Linked DNA regions of Homo sapiens: region 2 is linked to region 1. The links are chromatin loops, found by intact Hi-C in ENCODE. Cell type or tissue: B cell. All regions are shown on one strand.

Region 1 (5,000 bases):
ATGAATATGATGTTTTAGAGATTTGTTTCAATATAATACAGGGAAGTGGGGGCATAAATGAAGGAATCCATTTTGAGTTGATAATTTTTGAAACTGAGTGACGAATACATGTCTAACTTTTTTATTCAATTAAAATTTGTATCATTAAAATTAGCAGAAAAGGAACCACTACAATTTTGATTCAGAGACTCGTATGAAAATTTGCCTGTTCACTTGTTGCAGTATGATTCCCAAATTTACTGCCCATCCAAGTTTTCCTTTTTTTTTTTTTTTTTTTTTTTTGAGATGGAGTCTTGCTCTATCGCCCAGGCTAGAGTGCAGTGGCACGATCTCAGCTCACTGCGACCTCCACCTCTCAGGTTCAAGCGATTCTCCTGCCTCAGCTTCCTGAGTAGCTGGGATTACAGGCGTGTGCCACCACACCTGGCTAATTTTTGTATTTTTAGTAGAGATGGGGTTTCACTATGTTAGCCAGGCTAGTCTCGAACTCTCAACCTCAGGTGATCCCCCCGCCTCGGCCTCCCAAAGTGTTGGGATTACAGGCGTGAGCAACCGCGCCCGGCCGTTTTCCTCTTGATGTAGCACTGTATTCACTATGGGCTGGCTTTAAATATCTGAAATTCGCATTTCTGTTTGGCAGTTTTGAAATAAAAAATGAGAAATTAAAATGCCCCTTAAGGATTACATTTCAGCATAATTTTTTTAGTGTGATAAGTATCCAATCCTTCATAGCAAGAAATTAGGGAAGAGGGAATAAAATTCGTTTTTTTTTTTTTTTTTTTTCCTTATGAGAAAGATTTGGTATGGAAGGAGGTTAAATGTGTGGAATGATAGTTTGGGAAGATCTTTTTTTTTTTTTTGAGGGCACATTTTCAGAATCTGGATATACATGTTAACACTGCATATTTAGTAATTACTGTCTTCTTTGTTCAAAAACAGTTGAAAGGCTGCCCTTGCCCATGATCGGGGCTAAAAAAAAAAAAAAAAAAAAGTTGAAAGACGGTATGCCATGGATCACTTGAAAGACCACAGAGAATGGTGGTGTTTCTTGAGAATCTTGGTAGAAATATTAAATACTGCATTTTATTATGTTAGTATAAGATTTCCTTTTGATAACTAGAAAACTACAAGAAGGATCTAAATATGAATTTTCTATTTTTGGTTTGCTGAATATTTATATTAGGTTGATATATCTCTGTTGTATCTTTTAGACCCTGAGTTATAGATGCTGAAAGTGAAAGGAATTGATCACATCCTGAGATAGCAGAGTGTAGGTCAAAATCAAGGACAGTTTTGAAAAATTTGGCTTCAGTGTCTTTCAGAGATGCTTTGTGTATAAGTCTGTGAAATATGTTCAGTCAGCAGACCTAATATTTTCTGAGTTGACAAACCTTATTAGCTAACTCCATCTTCTATGTTGTTTAAAAAAAAATGAAAAATATTTCCCCATAAGTTGGATTTTCTTTTTTTTCTTTCTTTTTTGTCTCTTTCTTTTTTTCTTTTTTTTTTTTTTTTGAGACAGAGTCTGGCTTCTGTTGCCCAGGCTGGAGTGCAGTGGCGTGATCTTGGCTCACTGCAACCTCTGCCTCCTGGGTTCAAGCGATTCTCCTGCCTCAGCTTCCTGAGTAACTGGGATTACAGGCGTGTGCCACCATGTCCGGCTAATTTTTGTATTTTTAGTAGAGGTGGGGTTTCACCATGTTGGCCAGGCTGGTCTGGAACTCCTGACCTCAAATGATCCACCCTTCTCAGCATCCCAAAGTGTTGAGATTACAGATGTGAGCCACTGTGTCCAGCCAAGTTGGATTTTCTTTTCATTTTGAGTCTTTTAATTTACATTGGATATCTTGGCAGTACTCATACCTAAGGAGAAGAGATATTTTTCTCACTTGATTAAAAAGTAGTTAGGACATAAACATCTTTCTTTGCCATCTTTTCAGATCTACCCTTTTTGGTTATTTCCATTTGTTTTTTATTTTATTTTGTAGGGATGGAGTATTGCTCTCCAGCTCTCCAGCTCAGGCTGGAGTGCAGTGGCACCACTGCAGTTACTGTAACCTCGAGCTCACTGTAACCTCGAACTCCTGGGCTCAGGCGATCCTCAATCCTCCTACCTCATCCTCCCTGGTAGCTGGGACCACTGGTGTGTGCTGCACGCCTGGCTAATTTTTAAAAAAAAATTTGTAGAGATGGAGTCTTGCTGTGCTACCCAAGCTGGAGTTCTTTCCATTTCTCTCAGAAGGTCAAATGGAAGAAATTTCAATATTCTTATTAAAATTCATTGCTTTATAAAATAAAGAACTGAAACTCTTAAGGTATTGTAAATACTTAAGATAAAAGAACACCCTTTTGGGTATGCTATTAAAATAACCACAGGCATGACATTGAAAACCACAATTTGTATTCTGATAGCTCTTCATATTCCAAATCAAAGTTTTCATATGTGTGGAGAGTTTGCTTGTAAGTGGTCAGGACAAAAGTAGGTCCTTGAAAACCATCGGCAGAGGTTATTGTCCACAGTTTATATTCATTCTGCTGGGTGTTGGATATTTGCGCATTAATTATCTGTTGACTAAGCTCTCAGAAAGTTATACAGCAAAGAACAATGGAATAAAATTAAGTATTTAAGGAAAAAGTTTTTGAAAATATATTTTGTAGTGGAATTAGACTGGAAAACAAAGGCATGTGTTGTCTTTGTCTCAAAGAATACCTGTGATATGGATTTGATTTCTTTTTAATTCAGTTTCTGGCTAGTATTGTCTTCATATAATTAAGCCTGAAAATAAGAGAATTTAAGTAAGTTGATCCCTTAGATCTTTTTCTTTCCTCACCCCCTTTGTGGCTTTGGTTTAGAAAGACAGAAATAATTAAAATAGAAGATTAAAGACCAGTTAGAATCCAGTTAAGCACTTTACCCATTAAAACCCAGAGTGCCCCTGGCTATAGCTGACTCACTGGGGCACTGCAAGATTGTTTTCAATTTTCAAGCGAAACAATGCCATCTGTTGGGCTTCTTGCAAACTGCTACTGTCAGGATGTATAGCCCTAACTAAATACTCAATAAACAGAATGGTTAGGTTGGTTGTTTGGTTTTGGTTTTCGCTTATGGATGTAGCAGCAGAATTACTAAGACACTAAGGACACTTAGAGCCTTACAGTAAAGGCTTTGTTTGAACATTGAGCAGTAATAGTACTCCCGTTCCAACACAGAGAAACTGACCCTTAGTAAACTGTTATTGGAGGGCAGAATAGCATTAACTCTTTGTTTGCAATGCAGAGATACAGACTTTATTTATTTGTTTTTATTTATTTTTATTTTTTTTGAGATGGACTTTCGCTGTTGTTGCCCAGGCTGGAGTGCAGTGGCGTGAATTGTGGCTCATTGCAACCTCCACTCCCATGTTCAAGCGATTCTCCAGCCTCAGCCTCCCGAGTAGCCGGGATTACAGGCATGCACCACCACGCCCGGCTAATTTTATGTTTTTAGTAGAGATGGGTTTTCTCCATGTTGGTCAGGCTGATCTCAAACTCCCGATCTCAGGTGATCCGACCTCAGGTGATCCGCCCACCTCGGCCTCCCAAAGTGCTGGGATTACAGGCGTGAGCCACTGCACCCGGCTCAGACTTTAATTTTTTAAAGGGACATGTAATTTAGGCAGTGTTTTCAAATTAAGGGTTGACTCCGAAATCACAGTGGAATGGCCTCCAGGATTTCCTAGACTAGACGTACAAGGTAGTAGTAGGACTGGGACTAGAGTATGACAAGTAAGGTTCTCATCTTAGATGCAAAATTTAAAGGAGTACAGAGAGGTTCAGTAATCATAATAAATGCATTTTAATGCATCATTTTAAAAGATCAATATTAATGCAGAACAATCCATAATGAACAGAATATCTATTTTAAATAAAGACTGAATCCGATCCTGCACTTGCTTGACTCACCTCACTGTCCTCATCCTAACCCTGGCCCTGGGTATTACACATTAAACTTTTTGTTGTTGTTGTTGTTTTTGAGACGGAGTCTCTATTGCCCAGGCTGGAGTGCAGTGGTGCGATCTTGGCTCACTGCAACCTCTGCTGCCCGGGGTTCAAGCAATTCTCCTGCCTCAGCCTCCCAAGTAGCTGGGATTACAGGCGCCTGCCAGCGTGCCCGGCTAATTGTTGTGTTTTTAGTAGAGATGGGGTTTCACCATGTTGGCCAGGCTGGTCTTGAACTCGTGACCTCGTGATCCACCCACTTCAGCCTACCAAAATGCCGGGATTACAAGCATAAGCCACTGTGCCTGGCCTAAACTTTTATAATCCTAATTTTTTTTTTTTTTTTTTTGAGACAGAGTCTCACTCTGTCCCCCAGGCTGGAGTGCAGTGTTGTGATCTTGACCCCCTGCAACCTCTGCCTCCTGGATTCAAACGATTCTCGTGCCTCAGCCTCCCAAGTAGCTGGAATTACAGGGGTGCACCGCCACGCCTGGCTAATTTTTGTATTTTGAGTAAAGACAGGGTTTTGCCATGTTGGCCAGTCTGGTTCTCTAACTCCCAACCTCAGGTGATCCACCTCCCTCGGCTTCCCAAAATGTTGGGATTACAGGTGGGAGCCACCATGCCCGGCCTGTAACCCTAATTATTAAATAATTTGCTGTGGAATGGATTCTAATATTCAATAATAGAAGTTGTAATTCTGAACCCTTGGAAATGGAGGAAGGCTAGAGGATATGATAAAGGAGTCCAAGGAGGTAGGTTACCAATGGAGTCAAAGTTCTGATTTCATATTTGGTATAAAGCAATATCTCCTATTCTTAGGCCCATATCTTATTTGAATGTTTTTCTTATAGCATGGCGGACACCGACCTGTTCATGGAATGTGAGGAGGAGGAGTTGGAGCCATGGCAGAAAATCAGTGATGTCATTGAGGACTCTGTAGTTGAAGATTATAATTCAGTGGATAAAACTACCACAGGTAACAAAAGCTCTTCTGATCTTAGATGGTTTAAATTAATTAA
Region 2 (5,000 bases), 550 kb before region 1:
ACAGCTTGATACACATCAAGAAACAATGACACTATGCATTTGCTAAGACCTGTGTGAACTTTGCTTCATAAGTATCTAAAAGAGTGACCAGGGCAGTAAGTAGTTCTGCTCAAACAATGACACTATGCTGAGGTGTCATCAGTATAATAGTGTAATTACTACACATGCAAATTAATCCTTTCAAATGTGCAGCCAAAAATACTAGCACTCAATACCAGCACTTTGTTAAGGTTATGCTGTAGCAAATAAACATTCAAATTCCAAGGTTCTTTCTCACCCACATAGCTAGTCCAATGAGGATGTTCCTGCTCAGCAAGTGATTTTCCTCCATACAGTGATTCAGGTACCCAGGCTCTTTCCAATTATGACTCTTCCATCCTTAGAGCCTTGGAGTCCTGTCAGGTGGAGAGAAAGAATATGGGAAAGTCACCTCTTTACTGCCTTGGCCTGCAAGTGACACATATCACTTCCAGTCCCATTGTGTTGGTGGCTAGTCACATAGTCCTACCTAGGGGTATGAGGTGGTAGAAATATAATCCCTAGCTGAGCGGCCAAAACTCTACACAATGAAAAGAGGAACACACATTTCTGGTAGATAGCCCACCTTCTGTGCCACAGCCACAAACCCAAAAAAGTTGAGGGTAATAGGATTTTGTGGCTGTGCCACATGGAGAAGTGGTAAAATTCCCAATACTGCCTCACTAGTGGATCAATCTCTCCAGCTCCCAACATTTTGTACATTGGAACCTACTTCAGCCCTGGTAGAAGATTTGAACATTGCTTTCTCATCATTTCAGAGACCACATGGATGGGGCCTCTGCTCTCATTCCTCCAGTGGCCATTCAGTTGGCTACCCTCCTGCTAAGACACTATCCTTGCTGGGCAGCTCAGGCTTAGGCACTGGTCCCTGATGCCATCAGTTTTCTCTAGGGAAGCAGAGCTGGCTTCACTGAATGCATGTAGTTGACAAGGTATAACTACTTCCTGGAGAAAGAACTGCCTGGGACCCCTTTTCCTAGAGAGACTATAAGCATGGCTGATACTTGAAGCTTTATGGACCTGCTAGTACACAGAGTCATTAAGAAACCACATGAGGCCAGGAAGAGCAAGGTGTGCTGACCATTTTCATCACTGTATTCCCAGTACTCAGCACAATGTTTTAGAAACCCTGCAGCATCCTCCTGGAGATGCACCCACTAGGGCCTTAGAGTTCTGCTGGCAGATTGGAGAAGAGAGAAAAAAGAAGACACAGTACAGTACAGTTGAACAGTTACTTGTCAAATAAAAAGGTGAAAAGAATGATTTAAATGAATAAACATATGATCTTGATAAATATTTAGTAACATAGGAAAGAGTAAGAACAAAAGGAAAAAGTATGGGACAAAAATAGAAACAGTCATGTGTCGCTTAATGATGAGGATACGTTCTGAGAAATGTGCCCTTACACGATTTCATCCTGCAATCATCATAGAATGTACTTGTACAAACCTAGATGGCATAGTCTACTACACAGCTAGGCTGTATGGTACAGTCGAGGACTCTGAGGCTACAACCCTGAATAGCATACTGTAGGCAATTGTACTACAATGGTAAGTATTTGTGTACCTAAACATGGAAAAAGTGTAGTAAAAATATGGTATAAAAGATTTAAAATGCTATACAAATAGGACACTTACCATGAATGGAACTTGCAGGACTGGAAGTTGCTCTGGGTGAGTCAGTGAGTAGTGAGTGAATGTGAGGGCCTAGGACATTACTGTACATTACTGTAGACTTTAGAAACACTGTACACTTAAGGCTACACTATGTTTAAAACAGTTTTTCTTTTATCAATGATAAATTAACCTAGCCAGATGCAGTGGCTAATGCCTATAATCCCAACACTTTGGGAGGCCAAGATGGGTGAATCACATGAGGCCAAGAGTTCGAGACCAGCCCGGTCAACATGGTGAAACCTCATCTCTACTAAAAAAAACAAAAATTAGCCAGGCGCTGTGGGACATGCCTGTAATCCCAGGTACTCGAGTGGCTGAGGGACAAGAAGCACTTGAACCCGGGAGGCGGAGGTTGCAGTGAACAGAGATCACACTGCTATGCTCTAGCCTGGGCGACAGAGGGAGCCCCTGTCTCAAAAAACCAAAATAATAATAACAAATTAACCTTAGATTACTGTAAATTTACGTTATAAACTTGGAAATTCCTTTTTCTTTCCTTTTTCTTTTTTTTTTTTTTTTTGAAATGGAGTCTCACTCTGTCTCCAGGCTGGAGTGCACTGCCACAATCTCGGCTCACTGCAACCTCCGCCTCCCGGGTTCAAGCGATTCTCCTGCCTCAGCCTCCCAAGCAGCTGGGAGTACAGGTGCGTGCCACCACGCCCGGCTAGTTCTTTCTCTGTAAGATGGGGTTTCACCACGTTGGCCAGGATGGTCTTGACCTGTTGACCTCGTGATCCGCCCGCCTCGGCCTCCCAAAGTGCTGGGATTACAGGTGTGAGCTACCACGCCCAGCCTAACTTGTAAATTCTTTAAATGTTTGACTCTTTTGTAATAACACTTAGCTTAAAGCACACATTATACAACTGTAGAAAATATTTTCTTTCTTTATATCCTTCTTATGTAAGTTTTTTCTATTTTTAAAATTTTTATTTTTTTTTAAGTTTTTTGTTAAAAACTAAGACACACACACACAAAAAAAAAAAAAAAAACTAAGACACAAACACACGTATTAGCCTAGACCTGCACAGGGTCAGGATCATCAATATAACTGTCTTTCACTTCCACATCTGGTCCCACTGAAAGGTCTCCAGGGCAAAAACACACATCTCCTGTGATAACAATGACTTCTTCTGGAATACCCCCTGAAAGACCTGCCTGAGGCTGTTTTTTAAACTTTTTTTTAAGTTTTACTGTTTTTTTAATAAGTAGAAGGAATACACTCTAAAATAATGATGAAAAGTATAGTGTAGTAAATACATAATGCAGTAACAGTCATTTATTACCATTATCAAGTATTGCATACTACACATAATTGGTATGTGCTATATTTTTATACAACTGGCAGCACAGTAGTTTGTTTACACCAGCATCACCACAAACACATGAGTAAAGTATTGCGCTAGACAGCTACAAGGTCACTAGGCAACTGGAATTTTTTTAGCTCTATTATAATCTTATGGAACCACTGCTGAATACATGATCCATCGTTGGCTCAAACACTGTTATGCAGTGAATGACTGTACTTAATTTTATAATCAGTATGATCACAATTATGCAAATATTTGTTACATATGCATAAAAAGACTAGAAATATGAAAATGTTTATCTTTGGCTCATGTATTTATAAATCATTTTTTATACATTGATATATTTTCCAAGCCTTCTAAGAATGGAATCTTTGTACAGATTAAAAAGTTACAATAAGTGTTATTGTTGTTTTTAAATTTCTACCCAATGTTGCTTCCTGCAGAAATTATTCTGTGACCACTCCAAGAGGACTTGGAAGCCCCTCCTCAGTGTTCTCCTAGTATCCAATAGTATCCTCTACCATTCACTAAGCACACTGGATTTTAATTGTTTGCTTATCTAACGCCCAATACTTGGAACTCTTCAGAGAAAGAGACTGATTCTCTAATCCCTGAATTCCCAGGCCTACCACATACACTAAAGCACTCCTAAGGTCTGTGGACCAGATGAAGAAATCAGATGAGTAGGGGTACGCAAACCCAGGCATTCCCATTCTAAACCCAGTCGCATTGCAATCCCTGCAACAAAAGGGATCCGAGATTTCCTCCACTGGTGACTGTGACCTGGGGACTGGGAAGTACTGTATACAGGAAGATCTTGAAGAGCTGTCCCCTTGAATAGTCAGCACCAGGGTTGCACGGAAAGTAATAGCTGAAATCCAAGTTGGGTTTTCCTGGCAACAGCCAATATTAGTCAGAGGTGGCACTTGGAGGATTCCCCAGGTCTGCTCATTCCTTTAGGATCATTCATTCCTCCCAAGGCCTCCCTTGGGAACAAAGGAAAACCCCAGAGTTTGGGATTGGGCTCTTTTCCACCAACAGCTGCTAGTAGTTTGTATTTAACCCTGAGTCACAATTAAAATAAAAGAGGGCGGGCGGGGGAGGGGCGAGGAGTTGGTAAGCATCCCCTAGGAAACACTTAGGTTTTCTCTAAATTTATTCCAGAAAATTCTTCTAAAGGACTTTTCAAGGACCACAGCATACTGCCTTGGAAACTTAGTTTTTAACCTTTTTCTTTTCTTTTTTTCTTTTTTCTTTTTTTTTTTTTTTTTTGAGACAGAGTCTCACTCTGTCACCCAGGCTGGAGTGCAGTGGTGCGATCTCGGCTCACTGCAACCTCTGTCTCCCAGGTTCAAGCGATTCTCATGCCTCAGTCTCCTGGGATTACAGGCGCGCATCACCACTCCCGGCTAATTTTTGTATCAGTAGAGACAAGGTTTCACCATGTTGGCTAAGCTGGTGTTGAACTCCTGACCTGAGGTGATCCGCCCGCCTCGGCCTCCCAAAGTGTTGGGATTACAGGCGTGAGCCACCGCGCCCGGCCAGTTTTTAACACTATTAGCCACACTGAAACTGAACTATTGATCAAGTGACGCCACACAAAGGGGTAAATCCCCTGTTCAACAAAGGGTTTGTGACGCCCCTGGGTGCTGACAAGCCAAACCGCACCCTCCCTGCGGCACCTCGCGGGCCGGTGGGGCGGGAAGCCCGGCTTCTGGGGAGGTGCCGCCCCTCCACTGGCGCAGGCCGCCGAGACCCCCAGACGGACCTCCTAGGGCTAATCTGATAGTGCCTCTGAGGTCGATAGGACTCCACGTGCCACTCCCTGCAGGGTCATCCAGCAAGTAATTCCTAGACCCGTAGGTGGCCGCAGAGCCGGTTACCTCTGGTTCTGCGCCAGCGTGCCCCACCCGCAGGACGGCCGGGTTCTTTGATTTGTACACTTTCTAAAACCAAACCCGAGAGGAAGGGCAGGCTC

What was found. Hi-C counts contacts between places; a loop is a spot of excess contacts. Peaks named below come from ENCODE experiments on the same cell type or tissue, not always from the same donor. Only the 100,000 strongest peaks of a DNase experiment are listed, where the experiment ranks them.
Region 2: a loop joins it to region 1, with 12 times the contacts of the local background. A loop is called at or near these places in 6 of 110 quality-filtered maps.

What each region holds. Positions count from the first base shown.
Region 1 is chr1:151,442,038-151,447,037 of GRCh38, reverse strand. It overlaps POGZ (pogo transposable element derived with ZNF domain), which reads left to right. Exons shown (of 19, transcript NM_015100.4): 2 at 4,833-4,957. The coding sequence starts at 4,834. Among named protein-coding and RNA genes, the nearest start is that of POGZ, 15 kb to the left of the region's middle. RefSeq lists a silencer at 2,951-3,060 and an enhancer at 2,811-3,105. In B cell, CTCF peaks have their summits at 2,797 and 3,001 (motif pointing left); a DNase peak (open chromatin) is centred at 2,997; H3K27ac peaks cover 1,255 bases.
Region 2 is chr1:151,994,103-151,999,102 of GRCh38, reverse strand. No RefSeq gene overlaps it. Among named protein-coding and RNA genes, the nearest start is that of S100A10, 2.7 kb to the right of the region's middle. RefSeq lists silencers at 1-130, 4,817-4,946. In B cell, CTCF peaks have their summits at 1,933 and 2,132; DNase peaks (open chromatin) are centred at 2,112, 4,702 and 4,962; H3K4me3 peaks cover 621 bases; H3K27ac peaks cover 581 bases; H3K27me3 peaks cover 604 bases.